2 separate regions of the Mus musculus genome follow, and region 2 is linked to region 1. Evidence: chromatin loops called from intact Hi-C (ENCODE). Cell type or tissue: left cerebral cortex. All regions are shown on one strand. Links, peaks and the distances in the headings refer to the core of each region. The heading gives the core; the rest is flanking DNA.

Region 1 (9,950 bases), core at 1,172-9,171:
CACCCAATTGCAAATCCTTGGCTTTGCACAGAGGTGAGGTAGAGGTGACTGTTTTTAACATGATATGCAAGTTAGGGTTCTACCTTCTGTCCTGATTTCTTAGTAACATCACTAACAGCTATCTAAATCCACCAGTTTAAAAAAATCACTTAATATTAATATCCAAAGGCTTCTGAGGCAAAGGACTCTAATGCCTGTGAGATGGCTCAGCAGACACTTGTCAGCAAGCTTGTCAACCTGAGGCTGATTCCTGGAACCCACGTGCTGGAAGGACACTGGCTCCAGAAGTACACATGTACGGGTTCACAAGTCAGTAAATGTAAAAAGCTGTTTTAAAAAGACTCAACTGCAGTCTGTGAATCAAACTAGAAAAGAAGTGCTTGTGTCGTCATACCGCACGGAATAGATCTTACAATGTAATAAAGTCTCCTAACACATCCTCGGGTTTTGTTTTGTTTGGTTTTGCTTGGTTTTGAGATAAGATCTCACTCTGTACCCCAGGCTAGCTAATCGTGGAACTGGTGAGTTCCTTCTGACTCCTGATCCCAAAGCACTGGGATAACGACTTGGGCAACCTCTCTTCTTGTTCTTCCTCTTATCTCTTTCCAGATTCTAACAACAGTAGGAGGAGATGATCAACTCAAGCTTCCTGCCATAAACAACAGGGCTGGAGGTGAGGCAGACAGACAGAACGCACAGGGTAGTAGTACTCCGGCCATCCCGCCACCACATACGGGTTGCTACCAATAGTTAGGGATCTCTACTGATTTCATGTGGTCCCCAAGAGTGAGTGATTTTTCTCTTACATGTTCATCTTGAAAAATACAGGACTGAAACATGTGAAGTGTTTCGCTATTAAACCCACTGCTGTGGCTGGAAAGATCAATCACTGGCTAAAAATGTTTGCTGTACAATCATGAAGACCTAGTTCAGATCCCAGCACCATTAGGTCTGGACAACTGGAGTGAGAATTGCTGGCTTAGCAGAGTAACTAAATATATGACCTGTAGGTTCAGGGAGAGACCCTGTCCGAAAACAATATGGTATAAGGTAATAGAGGAAGGCACCTGACTCCCTTCTTTGTTTACATGAACACAAGTGCACACATTTACCTATGACATTGTAGGGGAGGTAGATCCCCTAACTGTTAGCAAAGTGAGTAAGAAAATGTATTCAAATATTTTATTACAGGGGGCTTAGGATATAGTTCGGTTGGTAGAGTACTTGCCTAGCATGCACAAAGCCCTGAGTTCAAGTCTCAGAACTTCCTCAACCAATTATGGTGGCACACAATACAGAGTAAGTTCAAGACCTGAACTATCTGAATGAGACTGTCTCAAAAACATAAAAACTTTATTATCAAGACATCATCAGAGTGTTATCACTGCAGGGTATATCTTCCAGCTATTCCAATTTTTTTAAAGAATTATTTATCTTATATATATGAGTACACTGTAGCTGTCTTCAGACACACCAAAAGAGGGCGTCAGATCCCGTTACAGATGGTTGTGAACCACTATGTGGTTGCTGGGAATTGAACTCAGGACCTCTGGAAGAGCAGTCAATGCTCTTAACTACAGAGCCATCTCTCCAGCCCCCATTCCAATGTTTTAATGAGACATTGTTTACACTGGATTCTGACAACTGAAGGCCCGACTACAAAGCTATAAGCTATTTTGCCATGAAGGTGACAGGTCCTAGGACCCTGAACCTAAGCCAAAAGTATTAATTTACTTAGCAATGAAGGGAGTCAGACACAGCTAAAGCAAAGTTGCAAATCAACTCCTGCAACCCTGCTGACCAGCTGATTGAGAGGGTACACTTCCTACAGCCCCACCCCTAAACAAAGTGACAACAGGCCCTGGGGACAGACAGAGGATTTCAAAGACAAGACACATAGGCTTAACTTAGACTTAAGATCTTGCCCACAGGCTGCTGAACACCTAAGGGAGGCACCAGTGCACCTCCCAGCAAGAAGGGTTCCAACTCATTGTCCCACTTCTGAAGTATATTATGCACACCATCAGAGAGGATAGCTGCAGTGACCTATACTATATTTAAGTCCAATATTAATATTTAAACACAACAAAATGTCCACCGTAATGTTCACTGGCCTAACCTTTGACCACCTCTGACCCGTGATAGCACCAAGATTATCCCATCCAAGGCATACCATACAAGAAAATTTGATGATTTCATTTCATTCCACTGGCTCCCAGTGACCTACAAGGACAAACTGCTTGCAGCTTCTTCTCTTCACTCAAGAAGCCCCAACCAAAGCTCTTCTAAAAGCCAGCCTCTGTGCTTAGTAATAAACAGCTATTGGAGTCTTGCCTGCGGGGATCCTGTGCCCAGTGCAGGGGATAGTCCAGTCAGTAAACCAAAACGCACAAGGCTAAGCAAGGAGAACAAGCATACAGCCATTCAAGAAACAAAGCTCCGACCTTTATCCCTTTATCTGCTTAACTGCACTTGGCGTTCAAGGGTTTTCAAATGCTCCCATTTCCAGAGCCTCTTAAGCATACAGCTGCTCTGCCGAATCTCAATTTTGCCACAAACGCGAAAGTAGACCCAGCCATTTCATTTCTAGCATGCTACAGCTATTCTGCTACTACCTCGAACTTGAAGATCGCTGGGGCCGATAAACCACAATCAAGAACACATTTAACTAGGAGGAAGCCCGTAGGAGGCTACCCACGGGCAATGTGAGAGGGCACACCGGGCAGGGCAGCCCAACGAGGGCTAAAACACCTGTTTCCTCCCACACTTGGTGGCTGGCTGGGTTGCTAACCCAGTCTAGCAATACCTGCCACGATTCGTAGTTTTAAGCCAGTGAAAGCAATCAATGTCGGATCAACACAGACACTAACCGGCAAATGATCCCAAAATAGATTTCAAAATTCAACTTGTGTTATCATAACGTTTTAAATTAGTGAGGCGAGGTTCGGTACCAACTTAACCAGCATCCCTACTGCTGGGCAAATGAGCTTCAGCGCCATGCAAGAGCCTCAGTTTCCATTTTTAATTTTTTTTTAAGTCTCAAAGATGCATTAAAATAAGTGTGTGGCCGCTTGTTCAGTAATCCCTCAGTGCCTCTCCAAGTATCCTGCGTTCCAGTACTTTCTGAAAGCGAGGGCGATCTTCCTAGTCTTGTTCTGCATAATTATGGCTCCGAAACGCCATCCTAAATTTGAATGAAAATAATTTTCTTAGGCTGGGGTGGATCCGCGGCGCTCAAAACTGGGCCTCAGAGCTCCGGTTCCCACAGCCGACAGAACCTTCCAGGGCCCCGGGGGTCGCCGGCAACAGGCTACTCACATCTAAACCAGGTCCGCGGCCTGCAGGAGGCGGCGGCGACGGCGACGGCGGCGGCGGGCAAGCCAACGGCCTGAGGGAATAACTGCACCTCGCCAGTCCCGGCCGGGGGATGACCGCGACCGCGCGCCGGCGTCCGCTCCCCTCCCCCAGGCCCGGGGCTGCGGTCCCCGGGCGCGCCGCCCGCGGCTCGGAGGACCGCTGCCGACGTGAGGGTCTCCGCAGACGCCCGCGCGTCCTCAGGCGGCGCGGCCGCGGCTACGTGGCCCACGCGAGGCGAGGCCGCGAGCGGGGACGCGGCCCCCCGGGAAGCCCCGGCGCTGTCTCCGGCCCGCTTACCTGCGGCACCGCGCGCGGCTCTCACTCGGCGGACTGTTGTGCAGCCCCGCAGGGATGCCCCAAGAAGCGGGGGAGCAGGGGGCGGGGCCGCCGCCTCCGAAGCCGCGGGCTACAGCGGAGCCCGCCGGGCCTCATGAATGGGACGCGGCGGCGGCAGCAGCGGCGGCGGCGGCCGAGCTGGCGGTAGACTGCGCGCACGCCCCGCCCCGGCCCGGCCACGTGACGCGAGCTCCGCCCCCGCCGGCCGCGCGCCTGGAGCCCTGGGCCCCTCCGGGGAGAGAGCAGCTCGACGCCGGCGCCGGCCTCAGAAGGGCGCTTTAAAAAAAAGTTTCCTCCGGTCCCCATGGCAACCTTGCGGCGCTGCGTCGGGCTTCAGAGTCCAGCTACCAAAAAAGAGTGCAAACGGTCTGCTGCATAATGGTGTCCCCGCGTAACGCGAGTGCACCATCATGGGATCACTGCAGAACCCGTATCTTTCCTTATTTACCCTTGGAGCTCGGTGATAACACCGCCTACTTAAAAAGTGCACTTTAACGGCTGCAGCTGCGAGTGTTAGTGACGGCGGCTGTTTTTCGTCTTGTATATCTGCAGCTGGTTCTTTCGATGGAAGGCCATGGCATCACTTCTAAATGCTTGTTAATTTCTTCGTGCTCACCGCGAGCATGAACAGTGTGACACAGTCTTCCGGCCGCTGAGCCATGCATTTATACAAACTCTCTCCGGTATGGGCCTGGGCACAGCAGTTTCTTTGCAACAATGAAGCGCGGTGAGCATAGTCTGTGCTGGGACCCGGGAAACCTTTCGTTTCCCTGCCTAAGTACCGCCGTGTGGAATTCAACCAGATTGCCTCAGTAGTTACCAAGGTCCACAGAGACACCCAAACCTACTGGGATTTTTCACTTCAGCGTGGCTCTTCATCTGATCTACCAGTGAAAGAAATGTTTTCAAGGTTGAAAGTTTCCCGTAAATGCTCGAGAAATACTACTCCTCCGCTGTGGGGAAGTGCAATTAAACCCAGAGAACCCAGTCCTCAATCCCCAAGTCAATGCACTGGGAACAGCTACACCTTCATTCCCATTGGGAGCCCAATGTAGCTTGCAGCCCAGACTGTAGAACACGCTGTTACTGTTTGTTCTCTAGCTTCTCATTCTTGACTTTTCCTGTTTCTCTCGGGATAGTTTCATTACCTCCTACCTTGGGAGGGAAATATTCTCACGCTTCCTTCCTCTCATCATGCAGAAAGCAGCAGACAACCCGCCCTTCCTCTGTCACCGCCCCCTCTGGGCTTTGACACCTTACTCAGAAGGATTGGTTCATGTTTATAGTATTTTCCTCATTCTCTAGTGGCTGCCTGCTTCATGCTACTACTGAGGCAGAAGAGGAACTAATTAAATATTTGTTGACTGTTCCTCGACTTCCCCCAGCTGATACCTGTAAAGTTGGGGCACACCCAACTCCCATCTGCTTCACTGCCCAGAGTCTTTCCTCACCTTCTGACCCTACCACCTTCCAGTTTCATGGCCAAGAACCTTCCCCCACCAATCATCGGTCTGCTAGTCTAGATGTATCTTTCATTTCAAAGAGAGAAGACCTTGTTGCCCCTAATGTAGTTTGGCCCGAGATGTTTTGACTCTAGAGTTGCAAGCTGTCTTGATGTTTTGTTTAAGAATATCTTTCTGTGTCCTTTCGGGGTTTCCCCACCGTGCACTGCAGCCTCTCCTTACAAGCCATGGAACGGCATATTCTTTTGTTTGTTTGTTTGTTTTTGTTTTTATTTTTAATAATTCTTATTTTTGAAATTAGGATATAATTACAGCATTTCACCTTCCTTTTCCTTCCTCCAACCCATCTCATGCATTCCTTGCTCTCGCTCATATTCATGGCCTCTATTTTTTCATTGCTTATACATACATTCATAGATATATAAATCAGCCTGCTCATAACATAAACACATACATGTTAATTGTATGTATATTATTTCAGGACTGATCATTTTGTACTGGATAACTAATTGGGGTGTCTCTTCCCTAGAGAAGACTATTTCTCCCACTCAGAATTACTTAATTGTCTGCAGTTCTTTGTCTAGGGGTGGGGTCCCCTAAGAATTCTCCATTCCATATTAATATGCCTATTGGTATGGTTCTTGTTCAGGTCTTGAAACAGCCAAGTTGAGGCTTCGTGGGTATAGCTTCCTTGACATTTCTGAGACAAAAATCTCATAGCAAACTTCCTGTTCCCTCTGTCTCTTACAATCGGTCTGCCTCCTCTTCTTCCACATGATTCCTGATCCTTGGGAGCAGGATTTCTGTGGTAGATATATTGGTTGGGGCTAGTGATGGGCCAGCCTGACTCCATCTGAGTGATGGAAGCCATTTTACTATAAGGTCAGAAGAAGTTCAGTTCTGTTTGCTGAAATTTTCATGATTTTTTTTTCTTTACAGCTGAGTAATATTCCATAGTCTTATCTGTAGCACATTTTCACAGCTGAGCAATATTCCATAGTCTATCTGTGGCACGTTTTCATTAGTCTTTCATCAGTAGAAGAACAGTCAGGTTGTTTCCATTTCCTAGCTATTGTGAATAGAGCATCAGTGAAGAGGGCTGAGCAGCTTTCTATAGAGTAAGATGTGGAATTCTTTGGAACTATGCTGAGGAGTGGTCTAGCCCTGCCCTCAGATGATGAACTATTTCTGAAGATTCTGGAAACTTTAGGAGATGAGACTAAACTCGAGGAAGTAAGTTACTGTAGCGCGTGGAGACATGTCACCTCTGACTGCTTCCTGTCTTGCTTTCTGTTTCCTTCCATACATGAAGACCTGGGTTTACTCTCCAGGATCCAGATGAAGATGCCACACATGTTTACACTAGATTATAATCCCCAGGGTCTTAGTTATACTCAGTCTGCAGTCCAACCAGCCCAACAATGGGCAACTGTGATTGGGAAGTCAAGAGTCTAGGAGTTGCTCAGTCCCACAAGGGTCGCTGTTTCAGCTGGTCTTCTGTATGAGCTGGAAGACTGAAGAAATAGATTCCCACAGATGTGCTGACAAGTAAGCCTAAGCAGGAGAAGGAGGAGAAAGGGGAGTAGGAAAAGAGAGAAGAGGAAGAGAAGGAAGAGAAGAAGAGCGGCATAATCTTATTTACTGGCAAGGCTGTCTCTGTTTATCTGGTGCCTATTTTTAATTTTCCCAAGTAACGTTCTTCACAATTAAGAAGTGGAATAGGATGCTTTGCTAAACTATTATTAAAATGTTTCTAGGTAGTACCTGAACTCACTGTTGTTGGGTAATGTAAGAAAAATAAAAAATAAAAGTCCAAAATGACGGTTGCTAAGGTCTTGCATGATATCCTACTACAGTGGCTCATCGATTTAAATTTTGGAAAATGGGTGTTTTGAATATGATTAGGCCACAGTTTTCATTATAAGCATGAACGTTATTTCAGCTAGTAGTTACTTAAGGTGTTTTCTGTGTCAAAGCCTGGTTCCTGAGAGTTTAAAAAAAAAAAAAAAAAGAAATGGTGGGCATCTTCTCCAATCTGATCTTCAGCAAGCTCTCTCTTCCCCGTAACCGTGCTCCTAAACTTCTCTGGGTGCCACGTGTGAGTTTGTGGCCTCAAATAGTGGACTTCAAAATACATGAAAACCACTCATAAAGGGCGCCTCAAACATTTAATGAGGTTTAATTTCCACAAAGGTATGTTCCATCCTAATCAAGCACCTGGATGGAGCTCACTAATGTGTGTCAGCTAGCCTCCATGTGAGGTTAATTTGTCTTTATTCTTTCCCTATTCAGGCACAGTAAATCTTAGAAGGATTTAATGAGCTGTGAGATCTGTAAACATGGGCCTCCATCCCCTTCCTTCTTTCTAACTTAGGCAACACTCCCGTTCAAGCTGTCTACTTTTCCCTCGGAGGCTGCATTACCAGGCCCAGCTACCTGGAATAGCATGAAGCTTCTCCCGGGAAAGCCTGTCCCTCCTCCACCCATGATACTGCCCAGGCTAGAGTCACCAAGACCCCTCTCGAAGTCAAACATGGCGGACTCCTTTTGGGACCTGCATCTGGAGAGATGCTCTTGACCACCACTTCCCTGAAGCTCCTTCCTGCTCTCGTTGGCTGAACACCTGGGCAATCTGTGTGCATGTGCTGGGTGGTTTTCACAATGACGTCAGATTCTAGTCCACCCTTTGCACTCCTCTTTGACCCTGGCCCAGAATCTCATATCCCAGCTAATGGCACTACCAACCATTTAGTCATCTTTGTCGGAAACCTAGGGAAGAGTCTCAATTCCGGTACTGTCATCACATGTCCACCCTCCCTACCTCAGCATGTCTACTGTCTAAAGTTCTCTGAAGAATGGCTACCACAGGCACAAGTCATATCCTCTTCAGTTGTCCAATTTGCGACCTCTCCCTAGTTGCAGTAAATCTCTCCATCTCTCTGAAAGTCCAGAAGGGCAAAAGAGCTTTCTTCCCATCCCTCCAGCCAGTAATACTAACCACCCACCCTCGTTTGGGCAGATCTGTCCTTGCCAGTCCTTTGCCTTCAATACAAAGACTGACCTCCCAAGAAGCAGTGCCCCCTTTTGCTCCAGTTGTCTCTCCCGTTCTATGTGCGTCAGCCGGTCCTTCTGCAGTGTGATAACTTTTTAAATATTAGCTTCCACATTTCTCCCTGCACGCTCCTCTTTACAAGAATTCAGCAGGCATGCCACTTGTCTTGGGGAAGTCTGCTGGGGAGATGAGAAGCAGAAGTTGCCTGCAAGATGTTTCCTTCCTGTCTGTTATTTCCCAAACTCTAAAATCACCAAAGCACCCAAGTCAAGAGGGAGAAAATGTGTCTTTCATTCCTGAAAGAGAGCTTTCTCTGGAGTCAGGAGGAAAGCTCCTACACCCTCCTGCCTGGCAGCTCTGAGGACAGGGTGAGGTAGGGAACGAAACTTTAGAAAAGCAGCTTTTCTGTTCCTGGCTTTGATGTTCCCTGGGTCAGATGACAGCCTGGGTTTCCTGCACCGCCACAGTAGACCCAGCTCGTTTTGTAATTATATTCAACGGAGACAGGAGTGACTCAAGTAAGTTCCCACGGCTTGTAACTGGTGGTGCTGAAAGCTATCCTCAGGACTCCGTGACTCTGAAAGCTGTTTTGGGGGGAAGATATACTTTATTTCTAATTAACTCACAAAAGTGTAAATTTTTAGGTGACATAGCATGACATTTCAATACATCTCTAAGGATGTGATGATAATGAAGAAAACTGGCTTGTGTTTAGTTTCTTTGTTTTAGGAACATTCGTGATCTTGTCTACAAGTAATTCTAAGTATGCAATTAATTGACGCCAACCACAGTCAAAACTCTAGAAGTTCTTTCTCCTATCCAGCTACACTCCTGTCCCTATTAGCCCTCCTCTCTCCATTCCCACCTCCCACACACCCTTCGAGGGTTCTGTAGACACTGTGTCCACTTATCCTCCAGTCCTAGAGAGATCAGCATTGGCTTTTAAGTGTAAGTGAGAATGTTCCTCAACCTGTATTTTTAGCCACCAGTTTCCATCACCTTATCTCAGTGGCTTCAACTGCCTTTCCCCAGTCAATGACTCTTTTTTTTTTTTCTTAAGCTTGTAGTTGACCACATAGAGGTAACAACCTTAGCTCTTCTTCTGGGCATACCAGGCAATCAATAAACACTGGAAGAACAATAAAGGTGAGCTTATCTTCCTAGGAATACGCATGTGTAGGGGTCCAGACCACCTCTCCCTCTAAAAGCAAAACAATACAAGTTCACTGCATGGCTCCAGGGACAAACCTTCCTCTGGTGGCAAGGGACTCAAAACAAAACAAAACAAAACAAACACAGATAGAAATCTGGTACTGAGTGATCTGGACTCTCAAAGGGAGACACTATAACACCCAGGAAGCACAGCATGTTTATTATCCAGTTGGACATGGAGCCGGGATTATTGCATACAGCCGGACAAAGAGGAGAGGCCGTTATGTACAGATAAACAAGAAGACAGAGGCTATGGTCTTTAGCTGGATAAAGGAGACAGGTTCTAGTCTTGGTAGAAGCAGCCTCTGTAGGGGAACAGTCTTCAGGCCCTGAATATCTCAAGGGAGAAAGCCACAGCAGACATGTTCTGCATGAATTGTCAACATCCAGACAGAACAAAAGGGAACACGTTGTCATTTCCCTTGGGTCTACAGCTCGGGGTCTTTATACGGCTGATCCCAGAACAACAGCACACACATTCACTCAGGACCCCACGTGTTCAAGGCTTCCTCCATTCCTCACCAAGGTGA
Region 2 (9,950 bases), core at 753-8,752, 120 kb after region 1:
TCACTAAAAAGAATTCTACATGGTGATTTGTTTGCTACAGAAATAACTACAGTGTCCTGGGAACATAGGCTACCTCTGGGGAGGGCTGTCAGAAACGGTTTCTTTTTGACCAATTTAATATTTGAATGCCTAAATATCAATTTAATACACTAATTTGTATCGAGTTCTTGTGTTTCCCATGGGATGAAAACTCACCAACTTGTCAAGACAAAGCCTGTTTCGACTAGCTTTGTTATGATCAAATATACACCACTAGGAAAGAAGAGGGAATGTGTCATGCCCCCCTGAGTCAGCATCTGTGTCATTGAATTGTGTCACTGAGTTTCAGTGAGAATGGCCCATCACCCCCAAGTTCGTTAACGTCAAGCCACACTCTGCAGGTCTCAGGAGTGCTCTCTTCATGGGAAATTAAATTATGAAGCTGATCCTGGATTCATTCATTTTCAACAAACCAACTCCAGAAAAATATGTACATTTCGAGGACTTTTGCCGGAGTTTTAGGTTTAGAGTTAAAATATGCAGTGACTTGTTTCTCCCTACAAGATTTACTGCTTCTGACTTGAAGCATCAGGATACGGCATATGTTCTAGAAACTTCTTCTGGGGACTTGTTTCAGTGTGTTGTGCTCAGAGTGATTCTTACCGTGTAGGACATGCTTTGAGCAACAGTTTGACGCCAGCTGTTCTCACCCGCTCTGCTGCTTTCTTAGGCTAAGTGTCACTTTCAGTACCTTTTAGCTTTCATTCAACTTTCCTCTGGCTGCTTTAATGCTCTGGGATCATTATTTAAAGCTTGTTGTCTGGTGCACGAGGTTTTTGTTTTTTTTTTTTGTTTTTTTTTTTTTTTCCATACAGGGTTTCTCGGTGTAGCCCTGGCTGTCCTGGAACTCACTCTGTAGACCAGGCTGGCCTCGAACGCAGAGAGCCACCTGCCTCTGCCTCCCAAGTGCTGGGATTAAAGGCGTGTACCAAAACCCTCCCTGTGCTCAAGGGACACAAGGGCTCCCCCTGGAGCCTGGGACTGCAGCGTGGCTCCCACACTATCATTGCTGCCTCTAACTGGACTAAACTCTCCGAAGCTCTGCATGGAAACTGTCAAACTGGAACTCTATGTTCATCGAGGATATATTAAAGAACAAATGTTAAACAAAGACCTTTTCAGACACACAAAGGAAAGTTGATTGATAACCGGAAAATCCGAGCTAAGGGAAAGTTGAGAGATGTGCTTCTGCCGAAAGAAAATCTGGTCAGATAGAACTCTGGAATCTAGACACTGAAAAGAAAATAAAAGTGAAGGATGCAGTCGCACATGCTTGTGAGAGATCTTGTTTGAAATGAAGGAGAGGAGGATGAAGGAGAGATTAAAATGTGAGTAAACACAGAAACGTTCTTCAGGGGCTGGAGAGACGGTATCTCCTCCTCCACTGTTCTGAGACTGGAGAAATGGCTCCACGGTTAAGAACAGCAGCTGCTCCTTTAGAGGAGCAAGGTTTGGTTCTCAGCACACACAGAGTGGCTCTCAACCATGTCTAACTCCAGTTCCAGAGCATCCACTGCCCTCTCTGTCGGGGGTACCAGGCACACGCAGAGTGCACTTACATGAAGCAGGCAAAACACTCATACACAAAACAAAGATGAAGAGATCTTTAAAATGATGGGGTTTTAAAAAACAAAAAACAAATGAACGAAAAACCCTCTTTTCTAACTTTTAAAATCTCTCTGAAGAATCGATGACTACTTGAAGCCAATACAATATATTAACATTTATGATCTATACACAAATACAATGTATGACAATGGCAGCAAGGAATGGAAAAGGTAGGCTGATAATTAAGTATATCAAAAATGTCAAATGTTTAAGCTTAAAATAAAGAATGACATAATGTAGATGAGAGAGAATAATTAAAACATGTCCAAGTCCGAAGAAAAGAGAAAATGGGAAAAAGAAAACTGGTGTCACCAATAAACATATGATGACAGATTGAAATTCAGTCATGTCAAATTATCACACATGGGCCTGTGACATGGCTCAGCAGGTAAAGACTTCCTGCTAAGCCTCAGAGCCCATAGAAGAGCCAGGCAGGCACGGTGTCTGCCTGCTGTCCCAGTGCCTGGGACAGAGAGACACAGGATTCCCAGGGCAACCTTGAGAGATGTGCTAGCTAGAACCCGTGAGTTCTCACTACCATGAGACCCTGTCTCATTAGGTAGAGAACACCCAAGAAAGACACTCCACATGCCTGTGCATGTATGTGCACCTATGCACATACAAACATGAATGAACCACACACACACATACGCATATGCAATTAAGAATGTAAAGTGGAACTATCATTTTGGTAAACAGCAATTTCTTTGAAAATAAAACATGCACCTGCCACACGGCCCACCAATCTCTCTCCTAAGTAGTCACCCTAGAGAGGTGACAACCACATATCCATGCAAACACAGATGGCTCACGGAAACCTCTAGCAGGGTACAGATACGTTGGAATTGACTAATGGCTACATCTATATGATAAATCATAAAGTAAGTATGCTAGTGATAGGAAATAAAGATGAGTATGATCTTATTTATGCAAAATGTGGCCAATTCAAACTATGGTGTCAGGAAGCAGGACTGTGGTGAGAGGGAGGAGGGACCATGAAAGAACATGATAAGGTAGAAGTGCCAGGCATGTCATGATGATGTGCACACACATGAGGCTTATCAGATTGAACTCTGACATGTGCACAGTTCATCGTATAACAACTGCTTCGCAATATGTCGTATAAAATGAAACGTGATCCTTTGGGGCCTGGAAGTACAGCTCATAGGGTGAAGTATGTCCTTGGCCTGTCCATGGCCCTGGGTTCGAGCCTCAGCCCCCGCCACCCCACACCTCACCAATCTGCCTTCTCAGGATGTTCTTTCAAAAGCTTCATGGACAATAATATATTTTTATGAGCAAAGAAAGCTAAATCACACAGGCAACAGTGGCGTCTAGAGAGGACAGAGTTTTTACCTGTAGGCTCTTCTTCCGTGACAATGATCTGTCCAGTCCAGGGTGCTGAAGGATGACCTGAACGGACAAGTATAAAGGTCACATGTTCACAGATGTGCTGTTGTCTCTATGATAAACCAATAAACTGGCTGCATGAGTCAAATGGGTTGTAGTTCTCCTGTGTAAATTCCTAATGCGTCTTTATCAATGTGTGTAAAGTACTGGGTGAAGCATACCCCTCCCTGACAGTTTCTGGAGTCTCTCTGGACTGCGCTAAATTGTGCTCCCATATCTGCTCAATACACATCCCTTGAAGCAAACAGGCTTTCCCATGCCTTCTTCAGAGACAGCACATTTGGAAGAAACACCACTAGGACAGTCAGAAGCCTAACAGCTCTCTATCTATAGAGGAGGCAGGATCAGGCAGGAGAGCTGAGTGGGAGCAAGCCCTTCCTATTGTTTTTGAAAAGTATTGTCCATGGGAAGTCAGTCTGAATCCTTCCTGAGTGAGGAAGAAGGAAGAAAGAGTATAGAGGTAAACACCTCCTACTGGGTTGTCTCACCCAGCCTTAATATCAGGGGATGTGCCTAGTCTACTTACAGCATGCTGCGCCATGTTTCATCGATATCCCTGGGAAGCCTGCCCTTTTCTGAAGGTAAATAGAGGCTCTGAGTGAGAGGGAGGAAGCGGTGGGTGGGGGGTTAGGAGGAGAGGACAGAGGGGAAACTGTGATCGGTGTGTAATATACTAGAGAAGAATAAAAAAAATTTTAAAAGAAAATAAAAAGAAGGGGGTGGGCTCCATCTTGTGACCCTGAAAGCATGAAAAAAGAGAACAGCAGGTGGAAGAGAGGGCTAAGCAGGTAAAGGGGCTTGCTGCCAAGCCTGAGGACATGAGTTCAGTCCCAGGGACCCGCCTGGAAGAAGGAGAGAGAACTGGCTCCTGATAGTCGTTTGTCCTCTGGCTTCCACATGAACACTGTTGGCATGCACGCCCACATACATATATACACATAAACCCACACAGATAAGTAGGTAGATAGAAAGATAGATGATAGATGGATAGATAGATAGATCGATAGATAGATGATAGATGAGCAGATGGATAGATAGAGGATAGATAGATAAATGATAGAAGATAGATAGAGGATAAACATAAACAGCTAAATGATAGAAGATAAATAGACAGATAGATAGATAGACAGACAGATAGATGGTAGATGACTAGATAGATAGATAGTAGATGACTAGACAGGTGATAGGTAGACAATAGAAGATACATACATAAAAGATACATGCACACATAAATACACACATACATATATTCATACATACATACATACATACATACTTTAGGGAAGAAACAATGGCTCAATCTTGCCTTACTAGGGGGAATTTCCACCCAAGTCTGCACAGGAAACAGGAAGGCACAGAGATGACAGTGCTTGTTATTCATAAACATCTTGTTTTACAGGCATTCAGAAGGAGTAGAAGAAAGTGTGAGGTGGAACTGCCTAAGAGGAGTCTACAGGTGATGGTATCTTTCTTGGAGTTTTGTGATATCACTAGAAGGAACTGAGGCAAAGAATAGAACTTTATGTGCGGCATGGACCTGTAACCCCCCCACAAGGGTTAGCCCCTAGCCACTGGGGTATTTGGTAGCATCTGGAAACTTTCTGGATTAAAACAGGCAAATAATACCGTCACCGTGTCACAGGCAGAGACAAGGGCTATCTGTAAGCATCCCACATTCACATCCCTTCACAACTGCTGGCCCTGTGACGAGGGCCATTGGACAGAATGAAATGTTACTATCTAGTGATGCTTATGATGTTATTATAGACCCTAGTATTGGGAATGCCATACAGGTTCCCGTAGAAGGCAGAATTTATGTACATGGCTTTGGCATTCAGACTTGGAAGATAAATAGATGTAAATAGGTAAAATAATTATCTTTATAGGTTTTTATATTATATTTTAATTGTGTATCCCTGTGCACGTGTATGTCTTTGTATGTGAGGGTGCATGTGATTGCATATATACCACAGAGCACATATGGAGGTCAGGGTACACCTTGCAGGAGTCAGAACTCTCCTTCCACCACGGAGGTCCTGGGCATTGAACTCAGATAGGTCAGGCTTGGCAGCAGGCACCTTTACCGGCTGAGCTATCTTGACAGCCCAAGATTATTTTATATTACCTAAATGGAAACGCAATTTTTTTTTTAATCAACACAGAGACGCTCACAGGGGTTCAAGATTAGTGCTTTGATGAAGACGTCAAGGTCAAGAAATTCGCTTTGAACCGTAAATGCAGTTATATTCAGAATACACTAATAATGTGGATAAAAATGATCTTCGAGCTATTTGTCCCCATATTCATTCCACACCTCATGCTTATTATACAGATTGGCAAGGTACACTTTCCTGAGTAATGTTTTTAAAAAGATAAAATAAAATGAGGGTTTTAAAAAACACTCAAAAGAAATAATGAATCAAAAACAAATTATTTTTTATCCTCTTGGGCTCGCTCCAAACACGGGATTTTTCTGATTGGAAAAGGATTTCATATTCTTGTCTCCCTCTAGTGGAGAGGAGAGGAATTACTTGTAGTGACACCTACCACAGGTTTCTTGGTTTTGTTTTGGATTTTGGTGATGGGGGGGGTTGTTTGTTTTGGTTTGGTTTGGTTTGGTTTTGCTTTTGCTTTTCAAGAAAGATGCAGACAAATGAAAAGGACTTACTTTTTAGTCTAGCTTTCTCAGCTGGATCCAAAGCCGCCACAGGCTCAGAAACTCGGGATGGCAGGCCTATTCCAGTTTTATTCACAGCTCGGACTCTGAATATGTAGGAACGGCCTTCTATCAAGCCAGTGACTGGAAACCGAGCAAACTTCACAGGTGTGTCATTGCACTGAGACCAGGTATCTGTGCCCACCTCACACCTGAGGGAAAGGAGAATTAGCAGGATGTCAGGCAGACTACGACTAAGGTGAAAATTCACCCTCTCGCTTCAGATCTTCCCCGTGCCAAAACATGGAACTCCTGCCTGGCTTCCTAGTCCTAGACTTCAGACACTCAGTTCCTCTCAAGTTCAATGTGTCTTTTTAAATTTTTCTTTTAAAAAAAACTCAAGTATTTGTGTGTGTGTGTGTGTGTGTGTGAGTGTGTATATGTATGTCTGTGCCTGTATGTGTGACTGTGTGTGTGTGTGTGTGTGTGTGTGTGTGTGAGTGAGCGGAGTGTGTGACTGTGCATGTGTGTGTGTGTATGTGTGTGCGCACTAGTGCCACAAATTGTGTGTGGAAGTCAAAGGACAGCTTGAAGGAGGTTTTTCTTCCTCCGTCAGGTGGGGTATGGGCATCTGTCCACCTGTATTCACTACATCTCACCAGCCAGCAACTAGACATGTTTTAACATGAAGAACGAAGCCTCAGACCTTTCTAAACAAGCAGCTGATTTGTCTTGTGTGTCAAGAAGAGGAGTGAGAAAATCACGCAGGTATCAGAATCCTTTTTTTGTTTTTTAATGTGTATGAGTGTTTTGCACGTATGTGTACCTGTGCCCCACTTGTACACGGTGCCTGCCAAGAACAGATGGAGTTGGATCCCTTGGAACCGGAGTTGCAGGCAGGTGCGAGCTGCCATGTGGGTGGTGGGACTTGAACCCGGGTCCTCGGAAGCCAGTGCTTTGACCACTGAGCTGACTCTCCAGAATCTTTATTCAGGAGAGGTTTGGGAAAAAGATCCCTCATCCCTGCCCCACTGACACCTTTGACTCCACTGCCAGTCGTCTCTCTCTGTCTTCTTCAGGTGCTTTCTTGTAAAAGCAGAACTACTGTAGGATAAGTTGGGACCTAAAAAGATAACTGGACAGCTGGGCGTGATCACAACCCTGAGGCTAGTCTCGGCTCTACAGGGAGACTTTCCAAAAGGTGAGCCAACCATCCAAAACAGAAGGAAAAGCTATTTGTACTGCAGTTTGGCAAGCCGCTCACTGTTTTCCTACTTGGTGATCACTGTGTTCTGTGTGAGTACAAGGGTCAGGAGGTTATCGTAACGTTTTTGTTTCTTCTCTTTCCTCATCCTCCACTCTGTTCTCTCTCCCAAGCTGGTTTTGAACTCATGACCCTCGTGCCTCTACCTCCTAAGGACTGGGACTGCATATCCTGCCCGGCCATGTTTTTTTATTTTACAACGAGGCTCATGGTTTCCACGGGGAAATGGAGTGCTTTGGAAAACGCTTTCAGCTGCCTGCTAACGTAGCAGCTGGGACCCAAGAATGGAGTCAGAGAACTGCTCAGAAGATTGCAATAGTTCACATGACGGCATTGAGCCAATCAACACAGCTCCAGAGACAACCCTGGAGAGAACTGTGCAGCATTATAATACAGCAACTCCTTGTTCTTATTGCAAGTAGTACACAGTGCTTTTAGTTTAAAATGCATCCCCAATACAGCACTATGTTCAAAATGTATAATTCCCAACTAGTTCTCATGGGAGGGCAGTGCCAAAAAATTGGGATATGGCTGGGAAAGGGGGATCTCCCCTTCGTCACTATCATTTACATTCTTTGATATCGATAACGACTGCTTTATTTAACGTTATGTAAATTCCCATAAAATGTATTTGCAATTCATGTCTTCCATCCACTCTCCCTAAATGTCTGCTTTGTAGAGTTTCTGGAGTTGCTATGTGTGGGAAAATGGCAGGGAGCTGAGGAGACTACAGCAGTTATGCTAGAGGTGTCTCCCAAGGTCTGTCTGTCTGTCTGTTCAGACATTACCACTGTGACTCAGTGACACTAAAATATGCTTCTCAGCCTTCATTTGTGCAGGTGAAGGCATCATCTCTAGAAGCTTCTATAGCATGTTGGAGCAGAAAGAGCACTGGCCTACAGCTGAGCTGTGTTTGAATCCTAGCTCTGGGCTTTCTACCCATGTGACCTTAGGCAGGGTAACAGGGTATCTTTGCTGGCATGTGGCTTGGGCCAGCTCTTTCTTTCCTACCTGTAAAAGCAAGGCCTGTCCAGGATGGTCAAGGGCTAGTGGTAAGTACATGCAGTGTTTTGAACAGTGTTTAGCAAACAGTAGCTATTAGCCATGCCGTCATTTATCATGGCCAAGGCAAGAGAAGAACAGCATGCGTTGCTTACCCTGTCTATAAAGTGTGCAGATCCCTTGGCTGTTTGTCAAAGACAACAAAGCAGAGACTGACAGTACAAAAGAGTTTATGTAAGCCTCCACATTCACCGGAAGTAAGTGAGCTTCCATTCTATTTTACATCTACGGCTAAAATAGAACCGACTACAAACATTCCTCTGTCAGGTACTGAGCACAGTAAATAGAGTTGGGTTTTGGTTTTGTTTGTTTGTTTGTTTTACTTGTTGTTACAACTATGAGGTTTGATGCATTGATATAGAGCTGTCTCTAATTGTTTGCACAGCCCAAAGCAAAAAGAGCTGGAGCGACCACTCTAAGAAAAACTAAGTAGAGGATCACCTACTTGGGCCAATAGTTTGAATTCATTGCTTGTATTGTTCAAACACAGTAGATGTGTAAATGTGCAAAAATGACAACTCTTGGGATCCATCAGTTCTGAAGGCTATACTCAAGAAAGACTCTTGGGTAAGAGTGTAGCCCAACACTGGGAATTTTTGTTACTATTTCTTATGTTATATGGATAACTTGAAACCACATCATACAGTATAAGGAATTAATTTGTGCCCCTAAAGTCAGTACTTTTAAATGACTGTCATACCAGGAATGCAGTTGTTTAGTATATTGAATATCAGTTACTTCAATTCTACAGTGGCCTCTGCTGATAGGTTTACAATTTAACTATATTCTTGCCATGTTAGTGACTTGAGTTGATTGTCAAATCAAAAGGATTAATGTAAATAAGTAGGTACTAATACGTATGTAGTTATGTGTAGTATACATATATATTGCATACATTGTATATATTATACACACATCACATACATACATACATACACACACAGAGAGAAAGAGAGGTAGAGGAGGAAAAAGTCAGAGACAGCATTTCACTTAGAAATAACAGGAGGAAATCAAGCGCACATCTGGACACCTACAGAACTATGACTGAGGTTAGGCCAAGCACTAACTTATCGATAAAGTATCCCAGGATAGGGCTCCCTCCATCCACAGCTGGCTGCTTCCAAGAGATGATGATGTAATCCTTGTTAGCATCCAAAGACACCACATCCAAGGGTGCAGCTGGGGCTCCTTCGATCTCTGCATCAGCATCTGTAGAGACAGAGGGATCCCGTAAGCTGCTCAGCCAGGCTCTGCCAGCTCGGCAGACTGTGGTCACGGCGCACACATTTCCCACACGTCACAGTAGCTACGTAGTCGGCTTCACAGAGCAAGCTCCAAGTCTTATCATTTGTTCAGCAATATAACAAGGTATGCTTTCCACTTCTGGTGGAAGATCATTAGATGAGAGAATAAAGGGGGCTCTGAAAAGAACCCATGAACCTTTTCTTCTTGGTTCTCAAAATTTACCCCCCAAAATTAATAGGGAGATGTCAGCTAGGTGATTCATGCCAGAGAGTCCATTCTTAAGACATTGTTTGGCAATGGTACTCACCCAGGAGAAAACACTCCTCCCAACTGAACAATCTTTCCCTACGAGCTACACCTCTGCAACGCTTGTGAGTTACAAAGGTGTTTGATATGATGGCAGAAACCTTTGCAGACCTCTGGGTTTAATGTTAATAGGTTGGCGTTACTTGTGAAGAGCTCAGGTTACCTGGGTTTTGGACATTCTGTTTCATGACCTATAAACCATCAGGGCGTGTTCTCTGGGAAAATGTCTCCTGCAGACACACTAAATGAGAAGGACACCAACAAACCATGGCCAGGGCTGAACGTAGAACGTTTCCTGCATGCCAAGCAACAGGAAACGAGTGCTTTCCTGGGCACTCCCGTCTCTTCCCAGGCTTTGCA

Evidence for each region. Peaks named below come from ENCODE experiments on the same cell type or tissue, not always from the same donor. Only the 100,000 strongest peaks of a DNase experiment are listed, where the experiment ranks them.
Region 2: a loop joins it to region 1, with 2.1 times the contacts of the local background. A loop is called at or near these places in 23 of 42 quality-filtered maps.

Annotation. Positions count from the first base shown.
Region 1 is chr17:71,177,449-71,187,398 of GRCm38, reverse strand. Lpin2 (lipin 2) reads right to left here and starts at 3,867. Exons shown (of 20, transcript NM_001357791.1): 1 at 3,655-3,867. In left cerebral cortex, for the core only: no CTCF peak of the experiment used is centred there; DNase peaks (open chromatin) are centred at 3,191, 3,944, 4,826, 8,432 and 2 more places; H3K4me3 peaks cover 2,979 bases; H3K27ac peaks cover 3,345 bases.
Region 2 is chr17:71,060,423-71,070,372 of GRCm38, reverse strand. It overlaps Myom1 (myomesin 1), which reads right to left. Exons shown (of 37, transcript NM_001083934.1): 11 at 9,107-9,248; 12 at 5,726-5,925; 13 at 3,004-3,060. Among named protein-coding and RNA genes, the nearest start is that of Myom1, 46 kb to the right of the region's middle. In left cerebral cortex, for the core only: CTCF peaks have their summits at 1,011 and 5,570 (motif pointing left); a DNase peak (open chromatin) is centred at 5,571.